Linked DNA regions of Homo sapiens: region 2 is linked to region 1. A link is a loop called in an ENCODE intact Hi-C map of the cell type or tissue named here. Cell type or tissue: Calu3. All regions are shown on one strand. Each heading gives the region's core, and the rest is flanking DNA. Links, peaks and the distances in the headings are about the cores only.

Evidence for each region. A loop is a pair of places that touch in the nucleus more often than their neighbours do. Peaks named below come from ENCODE experiments on the same cell type or tissue, not always from the same donor. Only the 100,000 strongest peaks of a DNase experiment are listed, where the experiment ranks them.
Region 2: a loop joins it to region 1, with 2.1 times the contacts of the local background. A loop is called at or near these places in 3 of 110 quality-filtered maps.

Annotation. Positions count from the first base shown.
Region 1 is chr5:78,614,831-78,629,899 of GRCh38, forward strand. All of the region lies in intron 2 of LHFPL2 (LHFPL tetraspan subfamily member 2), which reads right to left. Among named protein-coding and RNA genes, the nearest start is that of LHFPL2, 26 kb to the right of the region's middle. RefSeq lists an enhancer at 1,026-2,225 and a silencer at 11,533-11,732. In Calu3, for the core only: no CTCF peak of the experiment used is centred there; a DNase peak (open chromatin) is centred at 9,353.
Region 2 is chr5:78,562,030-78,577,098 of GRCh38, forward strand. It overlaps LHFPL2 (LHFPL tetraspan subfamily member 2), which reads right to left. Exons shown (of 5, transcript NM_005779.3): 3 at 2,784-2,842. Among named protein-coding and RNA genes, the nearest start is that of LHFPL2, 79 kb to the right of the region's middle. RefSeq lists an enhancer at 11,404-11,453. In Calu3, for the core only: no CTCF peak of the experiment used is centred there; DNase peaks (open chromatin) are centred at 4,602, 6,392 and 7,662.

The sequences.
Region 1 (15,069 bases), core at 4,457-12,456:
ACCTATGAGATAACACTGGCTCCAATTTACAGATGAGGAACTGAAGCAAAGAAACTTCAAGTAACTTCCCAAAGATCACCTAGCTGGTAATTGTTAGGGCTGATTCCAAACCCAGGCAGTCTGGCTCCAAAGCCTGGGCTTTTTACTACTCTACTAGCTTGTTTTATCTTAGCCACATTTTAAAATCAAAGTTCAAGACTCTCTCCACCATAAACTGCAGAAGAGACTTTGACTTCCACCTACAATGGGGGCAGTATCAACATTTCAGGAGTTGATGTCTGTACAAGCATTTAGGATCCCTGGTCTCTATTCCCTGACAGCCTTTGGGCAAACCAATCCCCCTCCCACAGCCAAAAGCCTCTGGTGTGTGGAGTGTGGGGAAGGGAGAGAGGAGACGGGAGAAGCGAGAGTCCTGTCCCAGTTGAGAACCATCACGGTAAACAGAAGACGAAATCAAAAGGCAGCAAGAAAATTTATGCAAGAAATACCTGTTTATCAAGCAAAGGAAGATGAAAAAAAGGAAGGAGAGACACTGGGAAGATACATAACAGCATAACATATTTCTTCCCTCTTCCTACATCAAATCACATAATCTTAAACTGGTAATTAGACTAAAAACAATCCAAATTTTTAAAAAGTCATCAAGGCTCAATAGCTAACAGAAAACTGTTTTCTAAAAACAAATCCATATATGGTAGGCATTCTTCATCTGCTCTTTCATAAACTCTAAGCACAAGATTTCCAATTAACTTATGACCTGCCAGACATCTACAAACCTAGCCTCTTGATAGAAGCATCGTGAGAAGCCCTTTCCCTTATTCAGCCTAATCTAAAAGAACTCAGATTGTCCCAAAATACAAAACAAAATTTGATTCAAAACCTCATGCTGGGACTAGTAAGAACCTATACTATCATAAGGGAGCCACTCATTTGGCTCCATAAGTATAAATGACTAAGAAGGTCAAACTGAGGGATACACAAAAAATACAACACCCACACTCCTTCCTCAGCCTGTCCTCTCTTTTCGACCATCTGATAAGGGCAATGTTCTGGAAAGCAGTCACAGGTGACTCACCCAGATGACTCCACAGAAGAGAGGTTACCTTTGCAAAGCTGGTGCTAGGTAGGTTCTCAGGACCAGGAATGCTTACCTAACAGTTGCACTCTCTTCTGCAACTTGCTCACCCACACTCCTCCCTCTTGTCCTCCTTCCTTCTGCCCTCTGTTCTTCTCCTCCCCATCCTCCCATTCCCTTGGCAATCCAACCTCTTTTCCCAGGTTTTTGTTGTTGTTGTTGTTTTGGGGGTTTTTTTTTGAGATGAAGTCTCACTCTGTCACCCAGGCTGAAGTGCAGTGGCGCAATCTCGGCTCACTGCAAGCTCCGCCTTCGGGTTCACGCCATTCTTCTGCCTCAACCTCCTGAGTAGCTGGGACTACTGGTGCCCGCCACCTCACCCGGCTAATTTTTTTGTATTTTTAGTAGAGACGGGGTTTCACCGTGTTAGCCAGGATGATCTCGATCTGCTGACCTTGTGATCCAGCCGCCTCGCCCTCCCAAAGTGCTGGGATTACAGGCATGAACCACCGCGTCCATCCTCTTCCCAGGTTTTCTTCTTGACCACCCCGACTATGGATTGCTTCGGAAGACATTTTACATAAAAGTCACGAAAGAGGTTACAGTAAGAATTCCAAGGCAGTCATATCCAGATTTCAGAATACTATGCCAATAAATGCTCACCTCCCCTAATCCTTGCTCAGTGTGCTGATGTGTCCCAGAGGAGAAGGAAAAGGATGCTAGAAGGGATTTAGGAAGTCTAAGGACATGCAATTGTCACTGGCAGCCCTTCAGAGCCTTTGCTAGGAGAGAACTATTGCTCTCCTTGCAACACCTCAGTCAACAGTTCCTGATATGAGTCTGACTCTTCTCAATGACCCCAGCATTAACAGTGACACGCCTGATGTCCACAGCCCTGACAACCTGGACTGGTTTGCATTTCGGCAGAGATCTGCAAAAAGACAGCTTATCCAGCCCACCTGCCCTAATTAAGGAGAAAGATCCCTGCATATGGTTTGTTAATTCTGACTTTCTTGAAGCAAACCCTAGCTTCTGGAAGAACTCATAAGGTAGGCCTCAAAATCTGAAGTGTCACAAGTCCCTTTTAATGACAGTAATTATGACACTTCTAGAGTTTCTCTTTTTTTTTTCTTTTTTTTTGAGATGGAGTTTTACTCTTGTTGCCCAGGCTGGAGTGCAGTGGCTCAATCTCCGCTCACTACAACCTCCGCCTCCCAGGTTCAGGCGATTCTCCTGCCTCAGCCTCCTGAGTAGCTGGGATTACAGGTGCGTGTCACCACGCCCAGATAATTTTTTGTATTTTTAGTAGAGACGGGGTTTCATCATGTTGGCCAGGCTGGTCTCAAACTCCTGACCTTAGGTGATCCACCCACCTCGGACTCCCAAAGTGCAGGGATTACAGGCATGAGCCACCATGCCCAGCCTAGAGTTCCTTAAAAGGAACAGGAACTCCACACTTATGTGAAAGCTATTCGTTTTCTCTAAGAAAGAGGTAAGTTTGAATAATTATTTATTTTTCCACTCTCACCAGCTCAGCCTAATGGATAGTTTGTTCTACCTGCTTGTAGGCACACAGACATCCATCTGTGCACCCATGGGTGCAATTTTTCAACCTATACTTTAACACTGTTCACCTCCAGGAGACACACTTTTTAGGGTGCTTCCCTAAAAGGTGCTTCCAACCCCAGGGCTGGATTTAGGACAAGCCGATCTCATCTTGAAAGAATAACTGCAAAGCTCTTTCAAGCTGTGAACTTCAGGGAGGATCCACAGAGTTGCCTTAGAGTATGAGAGCAATAATTTAGGAGAGGGCGCCGGATGAAGGCAGGACTCTGACCCTACTCTCCAGATTAAACAGAACAACTCCACTTTTTAAAAAATAGTTGTCATAAGCAATATTTATTAAAATTAAAATATTTGTTAATAGTTTGATAGACTATGCCAAAGAGGCATTAAAGTCTGCAGAGTGGGGCAAAACTTATTCCCAGGCATCATGACCCTTAAAAAAATTCAGGGGCTGGGCGCGGTGGCTCACACCTGTAATCCCAGCACTTTGGGAGGCCAAGACAGGTGGATCATTTGAGTTCGGAAGTTTGAGACCAGCCTGGCCAACATGGTGAGACCCCATCTCTACTAAAAAATACAAAAATTAGCCAGGCTTGGTGGCAGGCGCCTGTAATTCCAGCTACTTGGGAGGCTGAAGGAGAATCAATTGAACCCGGGAGGCAGAGGTTGCAGTGAGCCAAGATCGCACCACTGCACTCCAGCCTGGGTGTCAGAGCAAGACATTGTCTCAAAAAAGAAAAAAAAAAATTATTCAGGAAGACCAACGAACTGTCTCTCAAGAAGCTTCCGTAGTAAGTTTTTATAAGAGCACCAGATGAAGAGGTTGATTTTATTTTTTAGGGGTCATCTGAAACAAGTTTTAATGGTGTCTCACATTTTGTGGGTCAAGAATTTGGGCAAGGAGCAGCTGGGAGGTGCTTCTGTTCCATGTGGCAATGGCAGAGGTCGGTCACAGGCAGCATTCGGCCGGTGGACGGGCTGGTCTAGAGGCTTGGTTTGCATGTCAGTGGGGATAGCTGGAAGGCTGGGTCCAGATAAGAACATCCACTGAAGCGCCCAGATATGGCCTCTCCTGCCATGATGGCCTTAGGGGAGTTGGACTTACGAAGCGGAGCTCAGGGCTTGAAGAGCAGTGTTCCTTCCAACAAGACAGGAACTGCATGGCTTTCTGTGACTGGCCCTAGAAGTCAGTCCGGTGACACGTACTTTCGTCATCTCTATTGGTCAGGGCATTGACAAGTCCACCCAGATTCAAGGAGAGGGACCCTGTTTTAAAATCCAAAACTTTTCCAGCCATACCGTATATAAATTCAAACACTCTAAAGGTAACATGCACTGAGACTTGAACATACACATTGAAAAAGGCCTGCTTCGGGACTCGGAGCCTGAGAAGAAAGAACCAGAATGCCTGCCTTTCAGAAAATCGGTCAAAACCAGACGGGACACAGCAGAATGGTATTATACAGACTTGGAGTTTAGAAATAGGCCATGAGCCCCACTATCACCAAAAAAATATCTGAACTGACAAGGCCAAGATTTGTGTCAATAGACCAATCACTTTTCTTTTTTTTTGAGGCAAGGTCTGGCTCTGTCACCCAGGTTGGAGTGCAGTGGTGCAATCTCAGCTTACTGCAACCTCTGCCTCCTGGGCTCAAACGACCCTCCCACCTCAGTCTCCCAAGTAGCTGGGACTAGAAGTGTGTGCCACCACACCTGGCTAATTCTTGTATTTTTTTGTTATTAATGGGGTTTCTCCATGTTGCCCAGGCTGGTCTAAAACTCCAGGCCTCAAGGAATTCACTCACCTTGGCCTCCCAAAGTGCTGGGATTACAGGAGTGAGCCATGGTGCTGGCCCCAATCACTTTTCTTTATAGGGCTTTGGCCCTTAGAAATTTCTAGAAGATATTTCAATGAGGCTGCTCTCTCTTGAGGAGCAAATCTAATGCTTTCATCATCTCCAACTCATCCTTTAGAGTTTACAGTTTACACTCGCTATGCCTCAGAGTTTTTATTTATATATATATATATTTATTTTATTATTATTATACTTTAAGTTTTAGGGTACATGTGCACAATGTGCAGGTTTGTTACATATGTATACATGTGCCATGCTGGTGTGCTGCACCCATTAACTCGTCATTTAGCATTAGGTATATCTCCTAATGCTATCCCTCCCCCCTCCCCCCACCCCACAACAGGCCCCAGAGTGTAATGATCCCCTTCCTGTGTCCGTCCATGTGTTCTCATTGTTCAATTCCCACCTATGAGTGAGAACATGCGGTGTTTGGTTTTTTGTCCTTGCAATAGTTTACTGAGAATGATGATTTCCAATTTCATCCATGTCCCTACAAAGGACATGAACTCATCATTTTTTATGGCTGCATAGTATTCCATGGTGTATATGTGCCACATTTTCTTAATCCAGTCTATCATTGTTGGACATTTGGGTTGGTTCCAAGTCTTTGCTATTGTGAATAGTGCCGCAATAAACATACGTGTGCATGTGTCTTTATAGCAGCATGATTTATAGTCCTTTGGGTATATACCCAGTAATGGGATGGCTGGGTCAAATGGTATTTCTAGTTCTAGATCCCTGAGGAATCGCCACACTGACTTCCACAATGGTTGAACTAGTTTACAGTCCCACCAACAGTGTAAAAGTGTTCCTATTTCTCCACATCCTCTCCAGCACCTGTTGTTTCCTGACTTTTTAATGATTGCCATTCTAACTGGTGTGAGATGGTATCTCATTGTGGTTTTGATTTGCATTTCTCTGATGGCCAGTGATGGTGAGCATTTTTTCATGTGTTTTTTGGCTGCATAAATGTCTTATTTTGAGAAGTGTCTGTTCATGTCCTTCGCCCATTTTTTGGTGGGGTTGTTTGTTTTTTTCTCGTAAATTTGTTTGAGTTCTTTTTATTTTTTTAAATTTATTCAATCATAGAAAGGCGACGATGATCTATGAATGATGATCTACAATGATCAACAAGGACCTCAAACAGTGATCATCTAAGGGAGCAACAGATTGAAAAGCACCTCCCATCAGTCTCACGCCAAGGCAATGGTTCTCAACCCAGACAATTCTGCCCTCTTCCACACCTCCAGAGCACATTTATTTGGTAAGGTCTAGAGACACTTTTCATGGTCACGAATGGGGAAGCAAGGTTCTACTGGCATCTAGTCAGCAGAGGCCAGGGACACCGCTAGGCATCCACTATAGGAAGCACAGGACAACAGAGCACCCACAATGCCACATGATCAGCGCAGAACGCTATGAGCACCGAGGCTGAGAAACCCTGTGCTGGGGCGCCCGCTCTAATGGAGCCGACTGCCAAGCAGCTCCAAACTATTCTCAATGTGATTTCTCTCTATTTTCGGACCATGTGTGTACAGTTTAATTTTTATGAGTTAAATGCACATATGCCGTGGCTCCAGTGAAATATCTCATTTTTAAAAAGAGTTCTCCTACTAAAAGAAAATCATCATTCTCAAACTCCTTTTTTTTTTTTTTTGGAGATGGAGTCTTGCTCTGTCACCCAGGCTGGAGTGTAGTGGCTCGATCTCGGCTCACTGCAACCTCTGCCTCCCAGGTAAAACCATCATTCTCATTATGACACCATCCTTTAACTGAATCCTTAGGAGTCACTTTTAATTTAGAATCCCCAATCTCATCAATCATAATAAAAACAAACAGAAAACAAACCTTAAAGGATTCAGTATTCAGTGGTTCCCAAATGCTCTGGTCCTCCGTTTCTTAAGATAATGAGCTGAAATGTTTATGCATGGATGCAGGCAAACCCCAAGTTAGAGAGTAACAGCCACTCTTTCAGTGCTGTCGTCTGGCAGAGGGAGAACAGCAGCAGCAATGACACAGACAGGGTGTAATCTGAGCAAACACACTCTAGACCTCTCCACCCATTCCTAAGTCAGCACAGATGCCTGCCTGCATCTCGGTGGAGTTACTTTCTTCCTTGCAGTAATACTCTCTCTCACACACCCTGCTCTGTTTGTGGCAGTCATGCTTTGGTTAACACTTACAAATCAAAAGCTGTCAAGCTACCAGACAGAAAACACCATTTAGAAACTGTTGGGTTCACCTTTGGAAAACTCCTGATAGTCATTTTTATTGGGTCTCTTCCACCACAAATTTGTAAAGCTATTTCCCATTTCTAAACATTAATTGCTACTTTCCTCTTAAAACGTGGTTTCAATGACACCAATACATGGCAAGTAAAACCACAATTCCCTCAGTGAAATAAATTACTGCATTGCTGGGTTGGTGCAAACTGCAGTGCAGAACTGTTAGCAGGTCAGGCCTGTTAATGGTGTGTGATACATTGCTATTCTCTCAGGACAAACATAAATACATTTTACACAATTTTTTGGCTTTGCCTTCCCCTTTCCCCCTAAGCTGTTGGTCCAGGAAGTAGAATCTAACTGCCCCACAAAGCAGCTGGCCACCAAGAATGGTCCTCACTAGTCAGTGTTCCTCCCGAGAAACACATACTCTCTAAGAAATCTGACCACAGGGCTCATTTAATTTTTTAAATGACTATTAATTTTAACTCATCTCAAAATACACACTCTAGAAGTCCCTTGATTCTAAAAGCATAGGAAGCCCCGGTAAATGCCAGTTTCCAGCACCTGTCTGCTATGGAGAAGAGCAAACATGACACAGGAGCTCCAGGACACTCAGGAGCAGGCTTCAAAAGCGACAGGGTGGCACCAGCACTTACATGCACTACATGCCTAAAACAACATCAGCTACCTAAACGCTCTGAGCACCTTGGCTGAGGGGCAACAATTAGGGAGAAACTTTCAGAAGGCACTGGATTACTCAAAGCAGACTCCCTCCTATTACGATAGCAGCGCCAATGACTACTTACTAAATTCCAGGTATGCCTTACATAGGTTCCCTCATTTAATCCTCCCAACAATTTTATGAAGTAGGCATGATTATCCCCATCTTGCAGATGAGAAGACTAAGCCCTGGAGAGAAGAATAATTTGCCTGAGGTCATAGAGCCTGGGAATGGGGAGCAGGGCCTGGACCCTGAGCCTGCCTGACTCTTAAGGCTGGGGCTTCCCACCACACACCACACATTCTGCCCAGAATTCAGTCCTTCCTTACTGTGGCAAAATGCAGCTGGGAGGGGCTGTCTCCCAAGCATTCTCTTCCTCCAAGGAACCTGACAAGTCTCTCTAATGTTTCTTAACTGGTAAAATATTTAAAGGGGCTGCATTATCACCAAACAAAATCTAACCTTGTGTATTTAATCATTAACATTTTTAGGCTACAGAAAAGGCATGCTCTTTAGATTCAGGGTGAGCTGGGCTGCTTGTGAGGTACAACTGGGATCCAGAAAAGACCAGAAGATACAGACTGAGACACCACTGAGGCCTGCCTAGCTGGAGGAAGAACTTGGAGACCCTTAACGGGGTCAGGCCTTGTAAAGAAGGGGGATGAAACTGGGGTGATGATTGGGGATCTTATCTAGGCTGTGGGAAAACAGCATGTGTAATAGGGGAGGAAATCATCTAGAGGAAAATAGAGAAGATACAAATGGAAGAAAAGATGGAACACATCAAGATTTCTCTGACTTGCATTGTAAAAATGGAAGCAAATTCTTACAAAATAACCACAAACTTTGATTCTTATACTTCCACTCCATATAAAACTGTACTTAAGTGATTTAGACCTTATTCAGGGAGTCATTAACAAATGCATGTATACTATTTGACTTTGCAGGAAGAAAACCACGAATATGAACCAATCTTCTTGCTTATTAACATTAATTTTTATAGCGGATTGGAATCTTACGAATACAGAACTCCATCACATTATTTTCATTTTATAGCAAGTTGAAACCCCATTAATACAGAATTCCATCATGTTTCAGCATTTAATTTTGTAAACATGAACACTATTGTTTAGTCTCCATTAACTTTCTTTCTGCCACTATGGTTATAGACCCCCATAGATTGCTTTAAAAAGAGAAAGAAAGAGAGAGAGAACTATTGCATTGAAACTATGTCACATGCAATAAGTATACAAATAAGCAAAAGGTGTGCCTTCATCCACAGGCAATGCTGAAACTCTTCTGCACTAAAGAGTGTGCATTCTAAAATACCCTCCATAAATGCTTAAGGCTCATAGCTGGGGAAGGTGGGCACTCCCACCTCACTTTTGTTTATACTTTCAAGAATCCTGAAGAGAATAATCAAGTTTTCCCCACATGTAAATGAATGAATGAAACTAGATTTTCCAAATAAGCCATTTTTTATTAACACATATGTATTCTTAATTTGTTTCTAATTTGCATGGCTTTGCACACAGTATATTTTGGGTTCAAGTAAACATTTACCATTTGCTCCAAAGCACTACGCTAGCACCACACAACAGGACAAGCTCATAGATAACTATATCAGTGCCAAAAAACAGCCCCCATGAGAAGTTCAAACACCAGACTATAAGGACACTACCACCAAATCACTTCCTAAAGGCCTGGTTTTCCCCAGAATAACAAAGTAACGATTAATGCCACTGTGCAAGATGAAATACACTCTTTTCATTCAAGCTCTAATAGCCTAGACAACAGTCATTCTTCTTGCTGCTTTGGCAACTGGCTCAACTCATTGCTGGCCTGCAGAGAGCCTGCCAGCTTTAGATCAATAAGTCCTGTGATCTTTAATACAGAACAGAAGCCACAACCCAACTGATTCTTTCTGTAGTCATCAATCAGGGTTTGACTCCAGCTTATCTCTTGACCCACCGGGAGATGGGCTGTCTGCCACACATCCCCTGGAGAGAAATGAGAAGGGTTGTATAAAGCAGGCACCGGCAGAAGTCAGGGAAACCAGTGAAAGGGATTTCCAGGAGGAACTGTGTTCTCTGTCCCAGAGGAGGCACACAAATTCCACCCAAAAATGGTCAGCTGTCAAGGATTCCAGAGGAAGCACACTCTCCCCTAGATAGCAGGCCAAGTGGTAAAGCCTGAAGGTCAATTTCAAGAGACACATCCTCAGCCAGGCTGGGAGGAGGGCCCAGAGTGGGCAGATGAAACCTAGCAAGCAGCAAGCAATAAAGTCTCCGCAGATCAGAGTTTGCGAATTTAAATAACATTTCTTGATTTTGCAAATTCTCTTTAGCAACTTTTAATCTTGAATTAACCTCCTATAACTATTCTAAATTTTAAAACTCCCTTGTAATTGTAAATCTCTTCTTGTTTGTGAATTAACTAAGAAGTTAAATAAGACAGATAAACAAACAGCAATGCTTTGAGTTACCAGCCTAGAAGTGGCTGTGTGGCTTACCATCCTGGTTTTCTTTTCTTTTTTTTTTTTTCTTTTTGAGATGGAGTTTCGCTCGTCACCCAGGCTGGAGTACAGTGGCGCAATCTCGGCTCACTGCAACCTCGTCTCCTGGGTTCAAGCGATTCTCCTGCCTCAGCCTCCCAAGTAGCTGGGATTACAGGTGCCTGCCACCACGCCCAGCTAATTATTGTATTTTTAGTAGAGATGGGGTTTCACCATGCTGGCCAGGACTACCCTGGTTTTCTAAGTGCAGCCCACTGTAAGACCTGGTTTCCTTGGTTGGGGCCCATGGCAACAGAGTTGCAATTCTCCAAATGGAGTTGGACAGTGGCAGAGACCCTGTGTGCAGGACTTCATCCTACTCCTGTTGCTACAGTGACCAAACGTGACCTTCCAGTCACACCTGCAGCATTCTATACGTACACACACACACACACACACACACACCCCTCTACAAACAGAGGGTAAGTCTGATGAGCTCCAAGTCACACATCCCTCTGAAAAGGCGGGGACTGGGCTGCAAAACGAGGGTAGGCTCCTAGCTGCTGGTAAGGAAAGGGGCAACTTCAAGCCTATTTTTTCCACAGTCATCTTGATTCTTCTGGGGAAGCTGAGCTATTGGGGCCATCGTCCAACTTCAGAGGGCACCACTCACACACAATCCAATGTGAAAGGAGCCCCATCTGCTGAGCAAAGTGGCAGTCCTGCCTCCTACCCACCCCCAAACCTGAACAAGCCTGTCTTCACCACCAACTTTAAGGAGCCAGTTTGATTTTGCTACATCTCCATTTTCTAACCTATATATAATCTCAAGATAGCCTCAACTACATACAAGTTATTTGGCAACACTTCTACAGACTTTTCTGCCTACAAATATCTCAGAGAGAGCACTGGATTAGGAGTCGGAAGTCGTATCTTCATTTATGTCATTCATTCACCAAACAAATGCATGTTTAAGTACCTAATACAATGCAGGCACCAAAGGTATGAAGGTGAACAAACAAGACAGACAAGAGCCCCTGGCCTCACGGGGCTTTAGCCAAGTTATTCAGTGTCCTAAACTGAAATTAAGGGGCTTAGACAAGAAGCTCTGTGAAGTCTCTCCCAGCTTTCCTATTCTCCACTCTCTGCATTGGCGCCAAGAGGGGACTGAAGCATTCTGGAATGTTCCGCCTCCCTGAACAGATGCTATTTTAACTCCACTTACATATAGACATATAGGTCGGGTTGCGGCCAGGTGACTTCTCTCCATTCTGCCAACCATAAACTACACATTTTCATCCCAGAGTTATTAAACTAACCGGTGCCCTAGTCCAGAAGGCCCACTGGCATGCACATCTCAGGCTCCATGGCACAGGGACCCTCATAGCCCCATTCCTTCCAATGAGGAAATCTGGTTCCTTCAGATCCAAACTAAAGAAAAACAGGAGCAGGGCTGCCAAGCCTTCCTCACATGCTGCCTGGGTTTGTTTATTTCTTCTTCATCAACTCACATCATTTCTGACACTGCACTTCAACATCCTGAACACAGCCAGGGAAAAAAGCTTTTAAGAGGCACTGAAGTGCAGCCAACTTCTGATTAGCCACAGTCCTGAAGGAAAGGAGCAGCACGTGGCCAAAGCAAGAGGACTCTTGCATCCGCGTAGAGAAGGGCAAAGATTCACGTACAGGATACGGAGAAGCCTTAAGCGATCAAGTGCACATTCTTCCCTCTCCACGCCCCACCCCCAGCAATTCCCTTCAGACATTTCAGGAGAACCCCTGGCTGGAGTCTTGCCTTCTGGGAGTTTCTGAGGGCACCGCATCCAACTGAAAGGGAGGTGTCCGCAGTCTCCATCATCAACTGGCAGGGGAAAATACCAGCTCCTGAATCAATGGGGGGAACAGATTTGTATAAGCACGATACGAACCTAAGCTATGATTAAATGTACTTAACAGTGGGTAGGGTCTTCATGAGCACAACTCAAGAGAAGTTTTTTTTTTCTTCAGAGCTAAGTTGAAATACAGTAAGCAGGCCTGGCGCGGTGGTTCACGCCTGTAATCTCAGCACTTTGGGAGGCCGAGACAGAAAGATCACCCGACGTCAGGAGTTCGAGACCAGCCTGGCCAACATGGTGAAACCCCATCTCTACTAAAAATACAAAAATTGGCCGGGCATGGTGGTACGCGCCTGTAATCCCAGCGACTCAGGTGGCCGAGGCAGGAGAACTGCTTGAACCCGGGAGGCAGAGGTTGCAGTGAGCCGAGATCGCACCACTGCACTCCAGCCTGGGCAACGAGAGCGAAACTCCATTTCAAAAAAACAACAACAACAAAAAACAAATATAGTAAGCAGAAATGTATGCAGTAGAGAGGGAGAAGCTGAGGACAAGAAAGCCATCAGACATGAGACAGTAAGGGTGTGAATGAAGACGGACATGGGAAAGGCTGAGCCCCAGCAAGACTCCTGACGAGGCAGTGGATGCCTTGTCCTTTCAGATGATATGCACAGGCCCTCGAAGTTAACCAGCAACTGCCTAGGGCTGTGTCAGACACTCTAAAAGCCCTTTCTATCCTCCCCTCTCCAGCCTCCCTCACTTTCCCTGTCTCCCCTGGTCACTTTGCTTCCCTCCCCACAGAAAGAAACCAAGCTGCTTTTGGGGAATGGTGCCAGCTGGTGGCTAGTACAAAGAACTGTTTCTCACCACTACTTCTCTCTCCTTTCTCTTAAAGAAACCTTTATTGCTCTCCTCCTCATCCTTTTTCCTCTGTTTCTACTAATTTTGATCACAGAAAGCTTAATTTCAAAGTTAGAATCCAGATTCCCCACTTCCCTACAAGGAGACCTCGGGCAAGTCACAGGACCTCTCTTTGCCTCACTCCCTCTCTGCAAACATGAACAGAAATACCTGCCTACTCAGCAGGGCATTTATGAAGCCCTCGATAGCTACTTCCACTCTGAACAGAACTGCATTCACCTGACAGAAGGCACAGCTCTGACTGACTCTCTGCTAACTCTACCATGTGCTTTGACACTCCGAATAATGCTCAACTCAAAGGAATTTGTCCGATGACCACTATGCTGCAAATAAAACAAGTCAACAGCAGAGGACCCACAAGCCTTCCTCAGAAGCAAAAGACTAAGTCCCAACTCTGCAGGAGCTCATTTCTCTGGTGGATTTCTTCATTTTCAGATGGAATGCCATGTTCCTGAGTAGCTGGCTGAGTCCTACATCAGGACTTATAGCAACTAACCTCTCACTGTGGCAGGAGACACCATCTGTTCCTGACCACAGTGCCCTGAAGGGTTACTGTGCCTCCCGGCCCCTCCCTTGGCACACTGGATATCGAGCTCTCGTTTTACCAGGAGAGACGTGGACAGGCCCTGTGTGGCTCTGCTGATCCCAAAATGCCATCTTGCTGTGATAAAGACCTCAAAAGGGCTAATGAAATTATCTCCTCTGCCTTTTATTCCTCAGTAACAACCACAAAATTAGATAAAATGACCCCCTGCTCCTCTAATTTAAGGCCTACTTTATTACCTTCTACCCCAATTCTCTCTCTTTTAAACGGATATGAGACCCTGAACACCCACAGGCCAATGGGATTAGTAATTGCTGGCTTCTTCCTCCTGGCCTGTTCTCCAGAGAGAATGTCTCCTTCCCCCAGGGTGGGGTCACAATCAGTTCAATCTTCATGCTTCAGAGACATCCCCTTTGAACAAGATCAGATGTTTCCCCACCCCTCCCTGGTGCTCCGCTCAAAGGAGCAGCAGCCCCTTCTCACTCAGAGTATTGGCGTCAACTCAGCCAGAAAGGCAATGGCAAAAAGAAGGAGGTCAGCATGGTTAACTGTCCACCAGGCTAAAACACAGGCCCACTCAAACCAGCACCTTGGGAGGGCTGGTCACCCCCATAAAATGTTAAGTGCACTTTGAACCCGGGAACAAGGAGAATGAGAACTATTTTCCCCAGCCTGCTGGGCTGCAAGGAGAGCTTCAGCTGTTTGTTTTCTTTTTCAAATTGTGGCCATAAAGGGAAGAAGGACTTCTCTGCAGTCATGTCAAGTAAGTAGATGAAATGCAGGCGAGGTGAGCCCTGAAGCTTGGCCATTAGGAAATAAAGTCAGGAAAGATAAGCATCAATGGAGGAGGTCTGAAGGGAGCCAACCAAGTCTTCCCCAGATTTGAAGAAGAAACCTGAGAAAACAGGATTTCAGAAGCCTGAGACATTGCTCAATATAAGAATGATTTATAGGGAAAAGGGGGAAAAGGAATCATAGAACGCAGAATATTTACTCTTTAACATTAAAAAAGATGGATGAGGACTTTTTTCAGTCTTTTGCCTATTTGGAAATATTACTCCTATTAACTACTTATCCAAAGGACTTCCTTCTTAAAAAGGCCCATAGTGTTAAGAAGATGCTAAGGAACAGGAAACAGTCATTTCTTAACTGAAAGGGGACATGATAATGATAAAACAATACCTCCTATCTTTTTGTAAGGGAAAAAGTCTAAGATATTCAATTTAAAATCAACTTTTCCTGGAAACAAGTACCTGTACGTTTTCCTGAAATCAACAACAAAACCCCTACAGTAGGTAAGACAAACTGGTCACCCAATCACAGCTGACAAGCTACCTAGTCCAAGTAAATGGTGGTTCCTAAATTATGCATTGATTGTGCTCTGGAAATGGAATAGAGCAAACTCTTCCCAGAGATGTCAATATATGCATGCAGCTTTGCAATGAAACTTGAAAGGCTGTTTCAGAGACTTTGCTTCCTCTTTAAGGAACTACAACTAAAGATAAAGGCTTCACCTGAAAAACAAAAATCCACAAAGGCTGAGGGAGGATGTGCCATGTATTAATCTTTGTACTAATACCTGGTTCCCAGGCATTTCAGCAATAAAGGAAACTGCGATGCAGAGCCCAGTATGCTAATGTCACTGGAGTCCCAGATCAGGAGACAAGCTGCTGTGTCTGCTAGTTGCCTTTGCTCTGATTTCTCCCAAATGTCAACCCTGGACACAAGGGGCCCATGTTGGACAGTGTCTTTGGATCAAGGCCAATCTATAAAAGCAGCTGTATTAAAAATACACACACACCCTGACATACAAATTCAACTGATAAGGCTCT
Region 2 (15,069 bases), core at 3,646-11,645, 54 kb before region 1:
TCCCCCAAAGAGGCACAGAAAGAGCCTGGCAGAGCAACCCCTCAGACTCCACATGCTGTGCTCTTTCCATGATACCCAGTGCCAGGGAACAGGCAGAGGAACACCTGCTGTTTACTACGTATCACACGCATTCCCATCTTTTTGTTGGTCAATCTTCCCACCACTTTGGGAAGAAAGGATTATCCATGAGTAGAGATGAGAATTCCACATGGTAATGAAAAGTGCCCTAGGTCACAGAGCCTGCTGGTACCACAGCCAGGGTCCCAATCCAGGTCTGTGTCCACAGAGACGGAACCTCTGCCAAGGACCACCTGACATGAAGGCTCACCCCAGACTGCAACTGTGCTCTTTGCTCAAAACAAACCTTCCACCAAGTTCATATAATGCGACTGACTACATAACAGAAAGCAAGATCACCAACATGGCGAAACCCAGTCTCTGCTAAAAATACAAAAATTAGCTGGGCATGGTGGCAGATGCCTGTAATCCCAGCTACTTGGGAGGCTGAGGCAGAAGAACTACTTGAACTGGGGAGGCGGAGGCTGCAGTGAGCCAAGATCATGTCACTGCACTCCAGCCTGAGTGACAGAGTGAGATTCCACCTCAAAAAAAAAAAAAAAAGAAAGAAAGCAGGATCAGATTGCTCTACAATTCAGACACAATTAACTCAGAATGTCTGTTCTTGTGTTTGTCTGACTTGATAAAGTGTTACTGTATTTCTATGGGATGAATTCACAACTTTAAAAAAAAGACAGAGAAGGCTGGTTTTATTAGGTTAAGTATTCAGAGAGGGGCATTTCAAGGGAACACACCACCTGGATCCTGAAGGCTTTGGCAGAATGAAATTGGCTTTTCCCCAGAGCAGGATTAAACAGGCCAGTCTGGCAGTGACCAGGGTGACAACCCACAAAGGGGGGACTAAGCCATTACTGGGAAACACATGAGAAGTGTAGGGCCTCTTCACTCGGGTTTTCACATGCAGCTCCTTAAATAACAGGTAAAATGAAAATCGCTCCTGCTTCCACTCAGGCAGACAGTGCCTGGGAGTAGAAATAAATGCCCCTCCCCGGCACAGGCCTGCCTCCAATGAGAATATCTACAGTTGTAGAACTCTATGAGCACAAACCAGACCTCACTATCAACCCCAGTGTCATCTAGCTGACAAGCATCTGAAATTTTGCATCTGAACAGCACATGGCAGTACTATTAGCCAAACTTTAAACAGGTTTATGAGCAACTGGTTCAGAAAATCACATGTAATAAGTTCTTTAATTTCAACATACAGGCAAAGGTATATATTTTTATTAATAATCTTTATTAATAGAAAATTAATTTCTCCCACCTCCACTAAATAAATACGGAGTAGATAAAGATTATCAGTTTGGGCCGACCATGGTGACTCACGCCTGTAATCCTAGCACTTTGGGAGGCTGAGGTGGGCAGAGCACTTGAGGTCAGGAGTTCAAGACCAGCCTGGCCAACATGGTGAAACCCCGTCTCTACTAAAAATACAAAAATTAGCCAGGTGTAGTTGTGCATGTCTGTAGTCCCAGTTACTCTACTCAGGAGGCTGAGCCAGGAGAATCGCTTGAACCCAGGAGGTGGAGGTTACAGTGAGCTGAGATCACACCACTGCACTCCAGCCTGGGTGATAGAGCCAGACTCCACTTCAAAAAAAAAAAAAAAAAGATTATCAGTTTGATAAGGTGCCAATGATTAGCCTGCTCAGGACACCATCTGTCTCAGGTCAGCCCTGGCATTCCTATGAGAAGGAATTCTGCTCAAATAATTTCGTAACACACAAGTATTTACAATTCCTGTTTAACAACAACAACAAAAACCTCAAGCTTCCTAACCTAAGCAGTAGAAGTTGTTAGAACAACTTAACATTTGAGGAGTCACCAGTTCATTTCATAACATAAGAGCAATTTTTCCTTCCCTAGAATCTGCAAGCTAAAAGACTTTTCTACAAATGAGACGGTATCTGTGAAAATGCTGTGTGCAAATCCCTTCAACATGGCAGACCCTCCTGGAAAGGGTGTCAGTCAGTCCCAAATCCATACCTTGAGCTGGCTTCTTTGGGCTGAGCCGAACCTCCAGTTTATAATAAGACCTGAGAGGACCTGGCTGAATAGGCTTCTCCCTTGGGAGAAGCAGGGCTGGATCAAAGTCTTTTGGGACAATTATTTGACTATGTACTGCCTTGATTTTCTTAAATGTGTACTGTACAAGATTACTCAACCTCTATTATCGTCACTAATATTTTCAAAAAGTGACCTTTATAAATTAGAACCTGTAGAATTAATCATAAATCACCTATTAGTCAACTGTTTTTAACTTTTATTCCCACAAGCCTTCCATATGAGCTATCACTGAGTAATAAAATTGGGTATTTTTAATCGGCTATCTCTACTTTCTCTGAGAGAAATGATAAAAATGATGAAATGGTCCACAGAGAAGCTCGAAAGGAAAGACAAATTCAGCTATGCCTATTATAAAGAGCTCTGAAACTTGGGTATGAATGGTGACAAACAAAGCATGTCAGAATTGAAGTGTGGCAATTATAGCATTAAATTCAATATCATTTAAGAAACTTCACAGGGTTGTTTATAACATTTATGTATGCTGATCCAAGTGATGTTTCTAGCCTTTAAAAAATTAGTGCTGACCACACAGGGTTCAAAAGTTTGAAACACTGCATCTTTTTCAAGAAGTTGCCATTCGCTGGAAAATTGTTTCCAAATAATCACCAACAATAAGGTCATGTGATTTCATTTACTTACCTATTTATATCTGTAGGAATGCTGGGAAGTCTTAATGAACAACTTCAGAAAAATGCCACCTGGAAAAACAAATTGAACAAAGAGTTAGATTTTAAAAACACATACACACAAAGAAGACTTAGCATGCAATTTTATATCTCATTAAAATATGTGACGATTCAAATATTGGTCCCCAGGCAGCACACAGCTCAACTTGCATTAGAACACGGCCACTCCCCCCAGGAACACCGACACACGAACACAGGGTCCAAACCACTGATGAACCAGAAAAAGTAAAAGGCCAGGGGGGAATGTCCAGCTTGTGAACATGTACCTAATTACATCGTTTCCTTTCCCCTCACAAGGGGACCAACTTAAAAATACAACTTGTGTCCGGGAGGACACTTTATGAATGACCATAAAAAGGCTCAAAAATCCAGAAACAAATTAAGAAATAAAATACAAAATTGTGACTGAAAAAACTATCCTAGCAGCACTTTATATCCTTTTCAGTTACGCTGGTTAATGTTCTAAAGCTAAATTCACAAAGATGTCAAGACTGGGAAAGTGGAAAAAGGGCCATTTTTAGAAAAACCCTAACATAGTAAAAAGAAAAGTTGAAAAGTAAGAACTTATTAATGATTAGTTTATTTAGAAATCAAGGATTCCTTTTGGTGGTCTCAAAGTCTTTAGGGAACCTTTAGAAAATTATAAGCCTACTAATACATTCACAAAACAGAGAATCCTCAAATATCTCTTCAGCATTGCTTTGAAATATTAAACATAAATGGAACAAATTTCTAACATAAAATGTCACAATTACCATTTGTTGAAAATCTGTCATGCACCTGGGACTGTTATAGGAATATATTACAACCTTTCTAGACAAAGATACCCATTAACAGATGGGGAAACTGATGTTAAAAGAAGTAGAGAACCTTCCTCAATACCATAGGATCCAGGGTTTCCAAACACGCCTTTTTCCTCCTATCAGATAATCTTGCTCTTAAAAGAATCTCTTCCACTCTACAAAGCCTATTCATCACCTCCCCTGATAGAAACCACATATTCCTTAATGCAAACTCTAAAAGAAATTGGCTAGCAGATGACTAGCCAGTTAGCTTTTTCTTTTTGCACATTTAAAAGTAATTTCTTCATTTAAAAATGATTAGGCTTATGTTATTTAGGACTATAAGGTAACACTGTATACGAGTAAATATTTAGAAAAAAAGCATTTTGAGTTCATGAGATATTAAAAATGTAATTGGGGTGTATAAATATGTAATTCCACATAAGGTAAATTAAACAGAAAATATTCAACAGCCTCAATTCCACTGATAAGCAAGAAAACAAGAAGTCCACATGCTTATTTTCTATAATCAAATTTTCAAATACAGCCATGGGCTAACAATCAAAATCTGTAATATCAAGCTACGAATGTCCACACTTATATGCAGGTAAGTAGCTTAATATCAGCAGCACCAGTGTTAATCCAAAGTGTACCTGAGGTTGAAAAGCCAACAGTGGCACAAAGGCCACTATCTAAAAACGTCATTTTAGTTTAGTAATAAACTTGAAGATACTGGACAACAGTCATTGGGTTTCACTTTAATAAAAATATACAAAAGAATTCTGAATTCATAAAGTCCTTTGTTATAACAGTTAAGGAAACTAAGACTTTTTTTTTTTTGAGACAGAGTCTCCCTCTGTCACCCAGGCTGAAGTACAATGGCACGATCTTGGCTCACTGCAACCTCCACCTCCTGGGCGATTCTCTTGCCTCAGCCTCCTGAGTAGCTGGGATTACAGGCATGTGCCACCACCTCCAGCTAATTTTTGTATTTTTAGTAGAGACAGGGTTTCAGCATGTTGGCCAGGCTGGTCTTGAACTCCTGACCTCAAGTGATCCACCCGCCCCGGCCTCCCAAAGTGCTGGGATTACAGGCGTGAGCCACTGCGCCCGGCGAAACGATGACTTTTTAAAAATGGTTCTTTGTTAACTTAATTACTTGCTAAATTCTAAACATTTCCCACAATTTTATTTTACCCTTTAGGGGAAGTCATGATCAGTATTTTTATCTGGAAATGGCTTCTGCGAAATATGCCACTAGGATTATTATGAATGGGTCTGTTATAAATGGAGTTCTTGATCAACATTTCCTTATTTCTAAAAGCTAAATGAGTCACAACAAAATGAGTCACTTCAACCTTGGTACTGTTCAAAATTCAAAGATAACATTTTTTAAAATCTCCTTTTTTTACATATAAACCAAGCAAAGCTCTGGACAGTTAAGACAGTCAAGACCCTAACAGTAACGGAAAAGGCAGAATTGTATCCCAGTTCCCACCTAAAGCTTTCCAAATTCACACTGACAGTAAAAAGCATTTTCTAGAATCAATTAATTTGACCCAAAGCTTTGAAAATAACAGTCATTTAGGAATAGGTTCTTAGTATCATGATTAAGCTTTTCTGACAAAGAAGTAATATCTTGTGAAACCACCAGAGTAGTCAGGAAGATAAAAACATGCCAGTTCTGTTCTGGGTTTGGTTAGTTTACAGGGTGTGATTTTCATTTTTTTTTTAAATATGCTATTTCGAAAATACAGTATACTAAAAATATACTAAGTCACAGAACCTTCAAACATTCACCTAAAAAGTTAATATATCAGGACTGTCAGGCATTGTTCTATGTATTAGAACAGTGTCTTTATTTCTAGTTTTCATCTTGGCATCTGTTTTTTAGAAACATTGGTCTGTTACTACTTAAAGTTTATGAAGTAATAAGAGACTAATGTTTCTGAAAAACAATTTTTGTGAATTAACTCATTTGCTTTCACAAAACCCCTGAGGTAGCTACCAGTATTATCCCATTTTAAGGATGAGGAAGCAGGCAAAAAGAAACTTAACCTTACCAAAAGTTACATGGCTTGCAAGAAGTGGTGTTAATATTCAAATCCGTATACATGATCACATTTTATCCTAACAACTATATAATGCAAGCAGGAGAGAAAATTTTGGCCGCATTTTAACTATGAGGGAAACAAATTCCTGAGGAATAAGGGCTGGCTTCCTCAAAGGCACACAGCTAGTCAGTAACAGGGGTCAAGAACTGCTAGGGGCACCTACTGCTAAGGCTGTACTGCTTTTTCATTTGTTCATTTTTGTCTTGGATACTATAATCAACGTGTAAAACTCAGTGTAAAGAGTGTGTTTCCTCTAATCACTGAGAAGACACTTCAGGATCCTCTCATGGGATGTGCTGATGACAAGAACATCAATTAGAGCACATACAATGGTATTCTCACGCTGCCAGGTCACCTTTTTTCCATTTTCCTAAATGCAAATATGGGTTTTTATTCACTTACTGGTTGTTAAACACATGGGTTCATGTAAATATTGGTCTTTATCTGTATATATGTATATTATTAATCTGCTTGGCCACTTACAGTGCAATCAAAGTAGGCACTGTTTATTCCAACAAACATTGTAAATAAAATTAAAACTACCGTGTTTTTGCACATTAAGGAGTTAAAAAGTCTTCGCTTCCCATTCATCTCCATTTGGGCTGCATGCCCTTCTGTTACACTTCCGGATGTCAGGAGAAACAATAGCTGCCTTTAGTGCCACACAGAGAACACGGCCCCCACGTGATGGGCACCAGCACTTATTTATTGAATTGAATTGCCAAAAACAGGAAGCAGAGTTGTAAGACCCCTTTTATCAGTTACAGATTGCTAAGACTTGAAGTGCACTGATTTGAATTGTTTCATGTTACTCTGTAAAACTAGAACCAAGGAGTGAAAATTACCTTGGAAATGACAGGGGTGAATTTCAGCTGAATGAAGAAAGAACTGTGTAATAAACAGAGTTGACCCGAGGTGGTCCAGGTTGCCTCTGGGGTGGGTTAAGAAACAGTAAGTCAGGATCACAGAGGCCACAGAGGGGGAAAGTCTCAGCAACTGTCCTCTCACAATCCTTCCCTGAGACCTGAGGTCTATGCCCATCCACAGCAAGAATGGGAGCTTCATGGCAGAGCACTGTGTATCACAGGACACTCTGCAATTCATTTTCTCATTTTATAGGCACTATTACTAAAAGGGGGCCGGAGTGTGGGTGGGGAGAGACATCTTTACTATCCCCATTTTATAAACCAAGAATTTGAGCCACTTAAGCTAAATCACACCATTAGTAAATGACAGAATACGGCCTTCAATCTAGGACTTCTGACCCCCCAGGCAGGCCAGTGTATTTCCAGCTAGGCAATACTGCAACAACCAACGTAAGATGCCTGCAACCATCATTCTTATTAAGTATTATCTCCTCATATTAAGAACAGGGGCAAGGATGGGCCCCAAAGACTTGAAGCACCGAGGCAAATACCAAAGCAAGATTAGCTAAAACAAAAATACAGTAAGAGCTCTGCTACTTTCACAAAACCATCCCTTCTACCTGACTAGGAAGAGCTCATTATATTTTCAGTAGACACACTCTCTAAGGCTTTATTTACATGAGTCAACTAAAGGAATAATTGTCCAAATCCTACTTTACTGTGCTCTACTGATACAACAAATGCTCGAGGAAGTCTGTCCACATTTTAAGGGGAGTCTGTGGCCACATACTATGCACAAAGAGCACTCCCCATTTCTGCAGCCAAAGCATTAATCGTTGCTCCAGAACTAGGCTGGTGTAACTTTTTTTTTAAAGTCTGAAATGCATTCTCTGACAACAGGTCCAGGACTACCTCACAATTGTGTCTGACAACAGGAGTTTAACAGAACTGGGTCAGCCATTGAAGGATTGCTGAACCTTGCAAGATTTTCAAGGAAAGACATGAGAGTGTCGAGTTTCATGAACCGTCTACCAAGCACAGAAAGTGGCAGCTTGCCAAAGGCTGGACTGTGTTAAACGCATGTGAGACGCTGGGAACCTGAACCCCAACAACGCCGGCCCTGCCACTCAACCACAGTGGTGAAAGACTGAGGTTCAAGTTTCCAAAGACCTCGCGGACTCTAAGCCAAACGTTGCTAATCAGGAAAAATTCCTTCTCTTAAGGAAGGAGAAACTCCTTGATTCAAACATTATCCCATCAACGTAAAGCTGTTAGAGAGTATGTTTTTAAATATCTAGGTACAACAGAATAGCCTATAACGTGCCAGCCACAAGTCATATTCAATTATACTGCTTTTTAACATGCCAGGTGTGCATATCAAAACACTGCTATTGTTATTCCCACACTGCTGGGACCATGTTCATTCACATAATTCTTACCTCTTCCCCAATATTTAGTTATAAATCTATGGGACAACAAGGTCCTTGAGAACAAAACTAATTCTAGCTTACTCCTCTCAATATCTCTTGCACTCAACATAGGGCATGACATAGAGTAGACAATTCATAAATGTTTACTGAATAAACAAAAGGATCATTGCCCTATGAACATTCCCTACAGATAGTAGTTAGAAAAGTCAGGCTATGTAGAAGAAAGAAATACTGGGTTAACGAGAGTGGAGAAAATCATCAGGCAAACATGACAGCAGGAATTCCGGCATGAGAAGAAAGCGCAGGAGGCAAGGAGGAATCGCAGGCAGCAATGGAGCACAGAGTAGCAGTGATGCTGTCCAAGGCAGGGGGGATCCTCCAGTGGGTGTGTTTCCAAAACACCAGTGTCTGGACCCACCTCTGTGAACTCCTTCTATTGTAGGGTAGCCCTAGACTATGAGTGATGAAGGAGAGTGACAGGGGAGCAAATGTGTATAGGCAATTCTGAGAAACCCTCCTCCAGATGACAATTACTCAACTGTCTTGCTTTTAACCTTGAATATATATATACGTATATATATAGTATATATATATATACGTATATATATATATACGTATGATCATTTTGCAAGACAGAAACTACTGTGAATAGTGTTGAGCACGAGCAATGTGCAAACCTCATCAAATATCCTACTTGTTCCAGAATAGGTTATTTAAGATCCACAGACACAGGGCATTACAGGCAGACAGGTGAGTGCAGCACACTTGGGGAATAGGCCAGGCAAACAGGTGGCCGCAGTGAATAACTTGGGCTGTAAGTGCTGACAAGCGCTTTCTGTGCCTGACAGTTCTTAGTGGTCTGCATTCCAAATCTAGGCATAAGCTTTAAGTAATAACAGACCAATGTTTCTGAAAAGCAGATGCCAAGATTAAAACTAGAAGACAAGACACAGAGTAAGGGAGATGTAGGGAAGGAACACTCTCATGGAGGCATCTGGAAAGAGAAGGTGGAAAAGCCTCCGGTTCCTTCTCGCATCTTTCCTTTTCCAAAGGCAGCACTCAAAATCAGGTAAATGGAAATTGTCCTCTTAAAACACACCCACCCCCAGCTCATCTGTCCTGGAGTTTGCTGCACACTGCCCATCACAGGTCATGGTGCTGTGCTCCTCTCCTTTTTTTGGCCTGTGTGGACCCTGAACTCGATGCTGCATTCTGCAAACCTCAGATTTGAGGCCCAGGGCATCTGCCTCTGTAACTATTTTGCCTCTATATCCTTCCCAACTCCATGCATGAAACTCTGCTCAAGACCCAACTTCAGTGTCATCTTCCACGCAGCCTTCTCTGAACCCACCCTCGCCTCTGCCCTCTCCGTGCCACCCTTCTCTGAGCTCACGCAGCTCAGAGAGTGGTAGGGGTCACATCCACCATACTAATAATTATTCGCTTGTCTAACTCCCTGTTTCAAGTCCATCCACTCATCTCATGGCTCACATTTACAAACTGTGGCTTGGGGTGACATCCAAAAATGACCAAAACAGTCCTTGACTGGGAAGGACTAACAGAGGGTGAGGCAGGCCCCCCCAAATCACAGATATTCATACTCATCCCTTGCTTCATTCAAATCTCCATGCAAATGTTATCTCCTTCCCTGACCACCCTTGCTAAAAGTGCAACACACCCCTCTGTGCCTCCAGCACTGCCTGTCCACAGCTCTCACCACTGCCTGGAGCCCATCATATGGATGGATAAGGTGGATATACAGAGACAGAAATGTCTAGCTAGGTAAGTACAGAAATAGATCTGAATTTTTAAGTTAGTTGTCTATCCACTAGGATGTAAGCTCCCTGCAGACAAGGCTTTTAATCAGTTTTGGTCTGTGATATGTAGATCCCTAACACCAGTAATAGTGCCTGAGAAATAACGCACTCTCTCAGTAAATATCAGTTGATGAATACACGCGTGGGCAGATGATAATGTCTTGACCAAATGCTGGGGGGAAAGGAGATCAGACGAGATAGGGAGGACATTTTGCTCTGTTGAAGCTTTTAAGGTTTGAAGTACCTAGCTGGGCAACCAGGTAGGGGGGATTCCAGTAGCACAGGCAATATAGTTTGGAAAACTGCAAACATATAGGAGGTGACTGAAGTCACCTATGAAGTTTCCTATGACTGAAGTCATATGAAAGAGTGAGATTACCCCCAGAAAAGCATGTGAAGTAATTAAGGAAAGAGCTGGCTACTATACAGTAAAAAGAAAAAATAGCATCTACCTCAGAGGTATGTATGTATTAAAAGAGTTAGGGCATGTGAAATATCTGAGCTATCTCTTCAAAGCTTAGCCAAATAATTCTACAAAGTACATTTTATATACATATATATATATGTATGTATGTGTATATATATGTATGTGTATATACATGTGTATATATATGTGTATATATATGTGTGTATATATATATATACACACACATATATATATATACACACACATATATATATACTAACTAAATATATGAGGACATTGTAAGACTGTGAAAGACCACTTTCAGTGCCAAATGACAAGTATTTGGGTACAGCATGGACCTAAAAATTGAACATTTACACCAGGCTGTGTTTTTCTTTTTTAGGGCTAGGAGTTACTCAAGAGTTGTTCAGAGTTTAACAGATATACTATTTAACAGATACGGAGTTTAATAGATAATCCTGCATTATCTACAGCAGCAGTCCCCAACCTTTTTGCCACCAGGGACCTGTTTCCTGGAATACAATTTTTCTGTGGGCAATGGGTAAGGGAGAGATGGTTTCGGGATGAAACTGTTCCACCTTAGATCATCAGGCATTAGATTCTCATAAGGAGCATACAACTTAGATTCCTCGCACGCACGGTTCACAATAGGGTTTGTGCTCCTATGAGAATCTAATGCTGCTGCTGAGCTGACAGAAGGTGGAGCTCAGGCCGTAATGCTCGCTCGCCTGGTCCTGCTGTGCAGCTTGGGTCCCAAAAAGGCTTGGGCACCCAAGACCTACAGTGTGAAATAACACTGCATTGCTTCTCATTATCTAGTGGGGAAGAGAAAACAGGCAGGAACTCAATTTCCTGGAACGGGGAGTACAAGGAAAAAACTCATTTCTACAAGATCCATGAACAGAATTGTCTACCATGGTGGGTGCAAGCACTATCGTGACAGCCTTAAACCCAATCCATGAGGAGAAAAACTTCTTGGCACAGACTAAAAAGTAGTGACAAATGTGGCATTTGAGCTAAACTGAAAGGATGACTTAAATGTAAAGGTCCAATTTTAAGATAGGAAAAAATACTGGTTGGCTTAGGTGGTTAGCTTTTAAGTTTGCAACTAACTATAGCTTAGCTAAAAATAACCACCCCAAGTGAATGGCAGGGAAACAAGCGTCACTACAGCTGCCCCACTTAGAAGAGTTGGTCAGGGAAGTTGAGGCCAACACACTCAACCGCTGAAACAGCAGGGAAGGGCATGTTGGAGGTATCTCTGCAGAGGGGGTCTCTCAACAGAGGGACCTGTAAGTTTCACTGGTTAGGCAGAGGAGGAAGTGAGCAGAGCTCCTGCACAGCCTGTCTCTGCTTTCATCTTTTTTCCCCCCATGTTAGAATTTGACTTAAAATTTTGAAGAAAGCACTCACTGTTGAAACAAACACTTTGGAAGCCATTGCCCTGGACCCAAATAATTCTGGGGGAAAAATAAATCACAAGTTTTAAAATTCTAATTTTTATGTCCATTTTTAAATTGATTCAAGATTATCTTGATGGCTACCATGGGGGTAGGTTTGTGCATAGATTAAGAAGTGTGTAAGTTTTAGAATTCTGTAATGTTTGAATTTTGTATAATAGGAATGAACACTTGTCTCATCAAAAGTGCCTAACTAAGATCGTTTACTTCAAACTACTTGTGTTTCCTATATTTTATAGGAAACAAATTGTAACTAAATCCAATAGAAGCAAATACCCAAAACAGAAGAAAATTTCTCTTTTAATGCCAGCTCTTCTCCCAATTCCCAAAGAGGAGGAGAGTACGCTCACGATGAGAACTATGAAGCATTATTTACATAATGTCTGTTCTAACTTAGAGGAGGAAGTTTTGTCTTCAGACTGAAGAGGCCCACTAACAGTGGGCGTGAAGATACTGGTCCGTGGGGAGTATTTCACATTTCCCTTTAGCTGTTAAAGACGTGGGGAGGGTGCCCTCTGTACACCAGGCCCAGCCCTCCAGCAGCAGGGCAAAGGCCCAGCTTGGCCCCAGGAGGAGAGGCTGAGCTGGGATATCCTTCCATGCCCTCTAACCCTTCCCTGTGACCCATGGCACACATGTGAGAGCCAGTTGGTTGGGGTTAAAAGTACAGTCTGGCCAGAGGGCCCAGCTCAGCTAACTGGCCCACATACCAACTGAACCCTGACCCTGGCCTCACCATCTCCATTCTCTAACCAAATGTGTTAATTGGCTGCAGATTCTTGAACTATGTCTCAGATGCATTTCCCAACTAAGAACAACAAAAAAGTGATGGGACATAATTTTGTCTAGTAAGGGAAAACGGTTTTAACCAAACCACTGCTGATCAGCAAATTCAACAATCAGTGGTAAACAACCACCTACAATTGATTGAAGTCCTTTTCCCCACAAGATTTTTCTGTGCTAACAGGTTGCAGATGGCTCGCTGAAACCTTCAGAAAACACTGTCCTCAGAGGCAATTCTGCTGATGCATGTTTTGGTTCCTGAGCTTTCGCTTACATGAAGTGAAGGCTATTCATGCTAAAGCAGGGTGATTCTTCCTCTCTCCAGACCTGTTCTTGCTGAGCGTCACCAAACACCTCACCACCTCAGTCTCTCTGTGTGACTCAGAACTGCTGGCTGTCAGAGCAGGAAGGACCTCAGAGAGACTCTGGCCCAAAGTCATCATTTCATAAAAGAATCGAGAGACGTAAAGTGACCAAAGGTCTTGGTGGCAGAGCTAGGGACCGCTAAACAGACACTGCTTCCTAATCCTGTGTTCTTGCCAGTGGATTATAAAACAGGCTGCTCAGCTGTGCCTCAGGGACCACGTGGCAAGAAGGAGGCTGCAGGCAACCCCCACAGGGCAGCAGCTCTTGATCTGTTTCCTATATTAGGGTTAAACACAAGATTTCATTTGAAAGAAAGGGTTTTGCTGTAAATAAACAAACACCTTGAAAACCACCACATGGAGGGCCAGGCACAGTGGCCCTCCCATGTAATCCCAGCACTTTGGGAGGCCGAGGTGCGTGGATCACAAGGTCAGGAGATCGAGACCATCCTGGCTAATATGGTGAAACCCCGTCTCTACTAAAAATACAAAAAAATTAGCCGGGCGTGGTGGCACGCACCTGTAGTCCCAGCTACTCGGGAGGCTGAGGCAGGAGAATCACTTGAACCTGGGAGGCGGAGGTTGCAGTGAGCCAAGATTGCGCCACTGCACTCCAGCCTGGTGACAGAGCGAGACTCCATCTCAAAAAAAGAAAAAAAGAAAAACCCACATGGCAAAACTAACTCCACAAAATGTCAAAAGAGAGAAATAACTAAAAACATAGGTTTTATTTTAATGAATGTGTCTTTTTAAAATGGAACAAGCAAAGAAAACAGCACTAAAACAAAATGTTATAGCTTAAGAGTTCTCTCCTTTATTTTTCCCTGACCAGGAAAATAACACACACACTACAAAAGACAAAGAGAAGAAAAACAAAGGGAAGATAGTGTAATTTAGTTTCTAGGTCTCTGGAAAAGTCTTCATCCTGCACAGACTGGACAATTTCAAGAAGTAGAGTCGCAGAGGTCATTTAATCTTCTAATTTAAATTTGTAAAACTTTCTTTTTGGAGACAGGGTCTTGCTCTGTCACCTATGCTGGAGCGCAGTGGCCTGGTGCAATCTTACAGGGATGAGCCACTGTGCCCAGCCAAAATATGTAAGATAAATCTGGCCGGGCGCAGTGGCTCACGCCTGTAATCCCAGCACTTTGGGAGGCCGAGGCGGGTGGATCACGAGGTCAGGATATCGAGACCATCCTGGCTAACACGGTGAAACCCCGTCTCCACTAAAAAAACAAAAAATTCTCCGGGCGTGGTGGTGGGTGCCTGTAGTCCCAGCTACTCCGGAGGCTGAGGCAGGAGAATGGCGTGAGCCCGGGAGGCGGAGCTTGCAGTGAGCCGAGATCGCGCCACTGCACTCCAGCCTGGGCAACAGAGCGAGACTCCATCTCAAAAAAAAAAAAAAGATAAATTTTTACTCAAAAAAGAATGAATGAAAGAAATTAGAGTCTTCATAAATTACCCACGAAAAAGTAAATAAATACGTAAAGGTAAGTCTCCCAATTTTACCTTTTGCTCTCCTGTCCGCTGAGCACCTTTATCAGCCTTAAATTTCTCCCATTCCTAAAAAAACAAGTCCTCCCCACAGGTGCTCATGAACCATGAGCTGTGTCTCTTTAAGGGCAGTGGAGGGAGGGAAACTGGTTTGCCACTATGCTGTAGGCGTCTGAACTGGATACAATTTGCAGGAGAAGAGAAGGCCCCAGGGACACTGGAAATTCAACAAGTCACCAAGAACTATGTTCACTGTGGTTTGACATTCCACTAATAACCTTTTCTTTGACTTTTCAATTCTTTGTCATTCTAGGCTCCCACTGGAGCCAGATGAATTTAAAATCTTCTGACAATCTTTTTTTGTTTGTTTGTTTCTTAACTTTTACTTTAGGTTCAGGGGTACATAGGCAGATTTGTTATATAGATACCAACAGTCTTCTTAACTTTTTAAAGTGAAATAGCTTCCAGTGACATTGAACCAAGCAATCTTTTAGCATTTTATAGATCATTTAAAGCCAGCAAACTTGATCATTGGCAATGCAATAGTTCTTTACAGGAAGTACCCACAAGCTAAGTGCAGTTCTTTAGAGATTTTGTTAATAGGTTCAGTCCAGTCAGCTCTGTCTATGCCAAGTGTCCTCTCAGTGCCATCCTCTGAAAAGATCAAATGTTTTCTAAAAGGATAACCCCTCTTACTTCCT